Regions from separate parts of the Mus musculus genome. Here region 2 is linked to region 1. Evidence: chromatin contacts called from ENCODE POLR2A ChIA-PET data. All regions are on one chromosome and are shown on one strand. The core of a region is the stretch at or near the end of the contact, and the rest is flanking DNA. Distances in the headings are between cores, read along the strand shown.

The links. ChIA-PET counts read pairs that join two places held with the same protein, here RNA polymerase II (POLR2A).
Region 2: POLR2A ChIA-PET joins it to region 1 with 30 read pairs in embryonic stem cell. The contact joins the promoter of C1galt1 here to the promoter of Asns in region 1. POLR2A ChIA-PET finds 5 or more read pairs at or near these places in 4 of 5 experiments (Patski and embryonic stem cell).

The regions. Positions count from the first base shown.
Region 1 is chr6:7,690,962-7,694,572 of GRCm38, reverse strand. It overlaps Asns (asparagine synthetase), which reads left to right and starts at 1,364. Exons shown (of 12, transcript NM_012055.4): 1 at 1,364-1,464.
Region 2 is chr6:7,843,775-7,847,165 of GRCm38, reverse strand. It overlaps C1galt1 (core 1 synthase, glycoprotein-N-acetylgalactosamine 3-beta-galactosyltransferase, 1), which reads right to left and starts at 1,942. Exons shown (of 4, transcript NM_052993.3): 1 at 1,772-1,942.

The DNA of each region.
Region 1 (3,611 bases), core at 115-2,614:
ACCTTAGAAATGTAAATGGGTCAAAAACAAAACAATGTACCTTTGTTTCAAGATACTATTAAACTCAAAGAAGCCCTTTGCAGCCACAAAGAGTTTAAAGGTAACAAAGGCTAGCTATCCCTATGTGATTATATGCTTAAGATAAGTTAAAAAGTTAGAAGATGGGTTCACCCTCCAACAACTATTGAGAAGAAAAGATTTAATTTGTATTTAAAGGAGCTTAAAGGACTTTTTAAAAATTTGATATTCTCAAGGTCAAACAAGTGCAGTACATCCCTTGTGGAACAACAAGATCAGAGGCTTTCTAAGTGCTGCCTAAAATCTGATCTTAGTTTATTTCACAGCACAGTTTCATTGTTTCTCAATCTACTGGGTGCTGATGTTTAGTAACTATAAATTCATTAAAGAATGCAGTAAAATTGTGTATGTGTGTGTTTTAAATCATGGTGTATTTTCCCTATCCGAGGGAATACTAAGAGCATACTACCAATCTTTTAGTCAAGCTGAGGAAGGTCTTTTTTTTTTTTTTTTTTTTTGAGGTACTGAAAAAGAATCTTTATATATAGGTGTGCGTGTGTCCGTGCATGCATGTGTGTGTGTGTGTGTGTGTCCCTGTGTCCTCAAACTCCCTACTTAAGAGGATGACCTTGACTCTTGATCTTCCTGCTTCCATCTCCACAGTGCTGTGCAGGTTTGGACCGCTGCCTACAGCTCTCTGAAAGAGGATTGGTCCGCTGTCTACAGCTCTCTGGAAGAGGATTGGTCTGCTGTCTACAGCTCTCTGGAAGAGGATTTGTCCGTATGTTCAAGGTCCACTGATCTATTTGAACTTAATGTTATCAACTTGATGGAGACTTTGTGAAGAAGTTAACCTTGGCACAACAGTTTCTTAGGACAAACATTTCTTTTTATTGTACAATGAATTTGTAGGCACTATTGGTTCAAGAGTGCTTTTAATCTCTGCAGGGAGATTACCTGGGGTTCTTCTTAGCTGCTCAGTAGTAGTAGTTATTTGTGTGTGTGTGTGTCTGTGTGTGGTGTCCTTCTAGGTATTCCTATGTTACTTATGTATCCACATCTATATATCAGACACTCTGTTAGGAAGTACTGAAGACTACAATTAAGGAGTAGGAGATCTATTGCTGATGGGACACTGGACCTGGCGGCCCGACCTCTGGGCTTATCCTGCCTGCAGTGTCACAGCACCTTAAGGAACAGAAGCAGAACACCTCCTGGCTCTCGGCCCCAGGATGCACGTTTGCCTTGGCCTCCGCCCCGCCTGGCGTCGCTCGTCAGCACTGCGGGCCACGCCCCTGCGCACGGGTTGGGTCCCAGCCACATGATGAAACTTCCCGCACGCGTTACAGAAGCCCGGCGACTCTAAGGTGGGAAGCGGCCTCCAACCGGTCTTGTCACTGCGCTGCCTCTGCTCCACCTTCTCTGGCCCTGGCCGCTAGTGCTCAGGTAAGCGGGAGCCGGGTGCTCAGCGCGGAGCGCTCTGCTCGCCTGGGAGGCCGGAGGATGTGCTGTCCGCGCGGGCACATGTCCCGGGAGTTCGGATGCGGAGCGCTCGGGTCCGGCGCCAGACCGATGCTGCGGTGCAGCGCGAGGCAGGGCGGGGCGGGCGCGGGGCGATTGTTGCGCACCTAGGACGGAGCTGCCAGGAAAGCTTTCATGTGAGCGAAGTGCAGCGCGGAGGCAGGGCCGCTCCAGACAGAAGGCGAAGGTGGCCTTCATTTAGACACCATAAATATTTTTTTTTACTGTATGACGTCTAGATCTGGGAAATTTCAGCCATCCGAAGGTTTTGCCTGGGACTAGGTGGACGCTTGCACAAGACCAGCTGTAATTGGGAGCCCCAGGCTAGTGTAGGGGTCTCGCTCTCCAGCAGGACAGAGGCTCTACCAAGCTCTAGAGCGAGTGTCTCTGGGTCTGTCTGGATCCGGATTTCTGAGCACTCACTCACCTCGCTGCTCAGGCCCTTCCTCCACTCCAGTTCCATACTCGCAGCCACGCCGGGAAAAATCTGTTTAAGGAGACAGGCAACCAAGTACGGGAAAAGGCAAAGGAATTGGCGTGCTTTTTTTTTTTTTTTTTTTTTTTTCTTAATTATGGATAGCTATTTCACAGGTCTAGTTTCAGATAAGATAACTTTTAAAATACACGGGCGAGTTTGATTTTTCGTTGCCTGTGGCCTACGGGTTTTAACAGCTAACTCTTCGTTGATTGATGTCAGTACTATAATATTCATTTGAAGTAAGACTTGCACAAGGCCACGGGTTGATTATTGAGGTCTTAAGGTGATCCAGTGGAGTTTAGAACTATCAGTTCAGTGTACGAAAGCGGCGCTGTCCAGCGGGGAGCCTGTGCTCTTTCATAGACTGACCCCTAGAAATGCTGGCTAGTCTGAACTGAGATGTGGTAAGAGTGTAATGTGTCGATTTCGATGATTATGAAAACCGAACGCTTGATGTTTTGATGTTTGATTGCAGCCTCTAACCACTAAAGTATCCCTCCAGCCCGGTTTTAATAATTTAGGAAAAGTAGTGTAAATATAATTAATTTTGATTATATTGTATTGGTTGTCGTATTTAGGGTGTGTCATGTTAAGGTATGTTTAAAATTAGTTTTAATGTTTTCTCTTGTCTTCTTAATGAGCTTTATTAGTATATTAAAATTTCACATATGGCTCACTGGCCAGTACTGCTGCAGAAGTTAACCAGGAAAGGAGGAAATTTACAGACAACAGTGAGGAAAATATGGTACAAGAGGGCCTCTGAGTCCGATTACAAAGGAGTTTGAATTTCCTTACTCCTGCTGAAGGAAAGAATTTTAAACTTTTCTTTACACTTCAATGTAGTGCCTGGCATATGTTTTGCATACCAGACAGTTCATTAAAGAGCCTTAAGACCTAGGTAAATGGTTCTCGGTGATCATAATTGATTTTCAGAGCGCTTTGTTAGCCCACTTCCCTTTCCCTTTTATTAGACATAGATTCTTTTCTCATATAATACTATCTGAACAGTTTCCCACCTCTCTACTTATAGTGTCTCCCCACCTCTCCCCTCTGAATTCACCCCTTTTCTGCCTCTCATTAGAAAAGGATAGGCTTCTAAGAGGCAAGCAACAAAATAGAATAAAATACAGTAAGGTGAGATAAAAGGGAAACCATCATATTGAGGTTGGACAACAGAAACCAACAGAAAGATAAAAAGATCCCGAAGAGAAGGCGCAGGAATCAGAGACCCGGATTCACAGTTCAGTCAGGAGTCCCATAAACGCACTCAACTGAAAGTTAGAATACTGTGAGTTCTCAGCCTTCCCGATGCTGCCGCCCTTTAATACAGAACACTGAAGTGAACCCCAGCCATAACATCATGTTCCTAGCTACTTCATCACGGCAGCTTTGCTACTGTTTTGAGTCATATTGTAAATATGTAAATATGTTTTCTGTTGGTCTTAGGCAACCACGGAAAGGGCCCTTTGACCCCAGGGTTGAGAACCGCTGCTATAGTACACATGCAGAGGACCTAGTGGAGACCCGTGCAGGCCCCACGCTTGCTGCTTCGGTCTCGGAGTTCATCGGAGCTTTGCTCGGTTGTTTTAAGAGG
Region 2 (3,391 bases), core at 693-3,192, 150 kb before region 1:
AGCTTTCATTGTAAAAACAGTCAGATTTCCAAATCCAGAGTCTCTTTAATACTGCCTCCCCAGGCCCTTACTACACTTCATACTGCAGGTGCAAGATAATTTGTTTTAAGTTTCTGTTTGGTGTCTCCACCTTCAAATGGGACTCCCTGATTCATAAAGAACAGCTTCCTGTTTCACACCTAACAGGAAAAAAAAAAAAAAAAACAGTTGCAGCTGAGTGACTTACACCGCCCCACCCCCAACACCAGGTGGGGAGTGACATTTCAATTATATGCAAAAAATTAAGTACACTTTATCATTTGTTTCTTATTGGATTGAAAGATAAAAGGCCAACTTCACATTTTATGCAGCAAGTCTTGTTTTCTTTAAGCGAATAAAACCAAAGTATAATGACCAACGTATATATGAATCTCACCACTTGGCATGTTAATTTAAATTTTTAATTTTTAAAAAGACCTTAGTCCCACCAGATTTGGTAATTAAAAACATGTATCTTTCTTTTATTTCAAGCTAGTTGTTAAAATCTCAAAGTCCTTTTAAAATATCTGTACCGAAAAGCCAACTTTTGAATGTAATAGGTAAACAGGAGCATTAAGGTAACAATTTCAATTCACATTTGATTCATAAATAAATTGCAACAAAATTCCAACCACTACTTTCACCAAAGATTTGACTTTATATTATCATGAGTTTATAGTTAAGCTGAATAACACAATTTTCATTTCAGCAAAATCAACACACAAGCAATATACAGCACATACTTTTGAATACAATTAGCCAAACATTAACTCATTATATGTACTTTTAAACTGCTTGATATTAAAGTTATCCACAACTGTAGGCTGATTTTTTTTTTAAGAGCACAATGTAGGGAGAGGGAGTTTAAGTGGGAAATGACCACAAAGCATTTGTAAACTGCTGAGTCCTGAGTAAAAAGATAGAGGAAAACATAAATTTCAAGAAAATCTGAAACACTAAAGTTAGTTGTCCACTAATGCTGACTTTTCAGTGAGTCATACTTGCCTTCCTAAGTCAGTTTTACTGAACATATGGTGAAAAGAGTTAACTGTTTGGTAACTTCAAACCTTATATTCATTTAAACTGGACAAAAATATATACTACAGCTGGCAGAAATGCTATACAATGCTTAGAGCACACAATATCGTGTGCACAAGGCTCGTCTGACATTTATCTGATAAGGAACTGGAAAATTGTACCGTTTATAAATACCTTCTAAAAACTCAAGTTTCCACTTCCAAATCCAAACTTCCACCAGAATCAAACAACTTGTAGTGTGCACAGCATTTTTTTCTTGGCACCAGGCTGAGCTATCTGTGGTCTATCCTCAACTTCCTGCAAATTACCAAACTTCTGTCCCTTCCGCGTTGCCTACTCAGTCTGAAGCACTGAAGTTCTAACTTTGTAACTTTTTAACTCAGAATACATCTTTTGACAGTATGTACTAAAAGGAAATACCGTGAATACAAAGATCTAGATTGGAAAAAAAAAATTTTTTTTCCAGGAAGTAAGGGATCTTAGAATATTCTAAGTCCCACGCCACTAGTAAGAAGTGTGGACAGAGCTCAAAAGCATTAATCCCCGATCCTCACTCTTAAATTAGTTAATTTAGAAGAGTATCTATCTAAAGTCAAAGCACTTTGTTTAACTAGCCAACATCTAGGAAAGCCATCACACTTTGTTACCAAAGGAAAAAGAAAAAACAAAAAACATTTTTTTTTTAAATCCTGCGCGTAGCAAGCCCCCAACACACCTGGCTGGTTCACTCAGTCAACGAAGGGCAGGGAAAGTTCCAACCATAACCGACCAGCTCCAGACAAAGCTGACGGTCCAACGGCGGCGGGCACTCGGGACTGTTGCGGCCGGAAGGTGCCCGCACCTGAGTGCACACAGCTGGCGGGCGCCGGGCGCGCGGAGGCCCGGGGCGGGGCGGCGGGCAGGACCGCTCGGCGCTGGCCCGCCCCGGGCGCCTCGGGCCGGACACGCCGGGCCGCGGAGAGCGCGAGGGTGGCCGCTCGCCCGCCGCCCGAGACACCTGTTTGGCCGCGCCGGCGCGGACGGGGACGCGGACCCGGGCGGCGTTCCCGAACCCTCAGTCGCCCTGCCGCCGGCAGCCGAGCCCCTGGACCCGCAGCCCTCGGGCGCCTCCGCCCGCCGTCCCTGACATCAGCCCCGGCTCCCTCTCGCCCCTCCCGGAGGCGGGGAGGAGGACGACCCCCCACCCGCGACCTTCGCTGCCCTGGCCCGCCGCAGCACGGGCAGGGGCCGCTAGCCTGGGCCGCCCGCGGCCGCCCAGATCATCTCCCGGCGGCGGCGGCGGCGGCGGCGGCCGAGGCGGGCCCGGCGCGCGCTCCTGCCGCTCGCTCCCGCCGCTCGCTCCGCCCCTCCCGACCGCGCGGCCTGGACCACGGCCCGCCTACTGCGCAGCCGCCACCCAGGGGTCTCGGAGATGCTGACGTCCCGGCTGCAGCAGCTGCAGCAGCAGCAGCAGCCCCGGGGAAGGGCGGGGCCTGGGCAGAGTGGGCGGGGACACCGCGACCTGCGGATGCGGGGATTGGCCGCCGGGTGTTTGCCCCGCCCTCCTGCGGAGTGGGCTGGGAAGTCCCGGCTTCCCCGAGCTCAGGGTTTTTTTAGCCCCCTTCTGGTGAGGTTGAGTGTTCTAATTCTCTCAGGAAAGCAGAAAGCGAAATTAGCAGGGAGTACAAGTAAAGAACTGCCTTTTAAACTGTTGTCTGTGGAACAAACCTCAACGTCACGCTGACCTCTAACCCAATCTTAGCCCCCCCCCCCTTTTTTTTTGCCTCTTTTCCTTTCACAGCATTCCTCTATCCTTAATAACAAGAGATTTGGCATAATGAAGAGTGCTCTGTAACCAGATGTGTGCCTCAGAAGAACAGAGAACTCATATAGTGACAACGGACAGAAAGCCTCTTGGAGGAATGTGTGTAATGGCATTTTACTTCTGTTCTGCTATGGCAAATACTTAAGAGTTTTACAAACTCAGCGGGGAGTGGTGGTGCACGCCTAGCACTCGGGAGTTGGAGGCCAGCCTGGTCTAATAAGTGAGTTCCGGGACAGCCAGGGCTATACAGAGAAACCCTGTCTTGAAAAACCAAAAAAAAAAAAAAAAAAAAAAGAGAGAGAGAGAGAGTTTTACAAACTCGTCTGCTCTGCTTTGGCAAAGGTCCTGTGTACCAAGAAGCTATCTTTGTGGCAGCAACGGAAGTGGGTTGCCACCTGGTGAGGCAGCAGGGAGTGGAAGTAAGATCTAGAGACCTTAACCATCATCTGCAAGGCCAGGCCCCCGGATGGAAACACTGTGCCCTGCTTGATAAATGTTCAAACTATGCAGTTCTGAGCACACCACAGCATA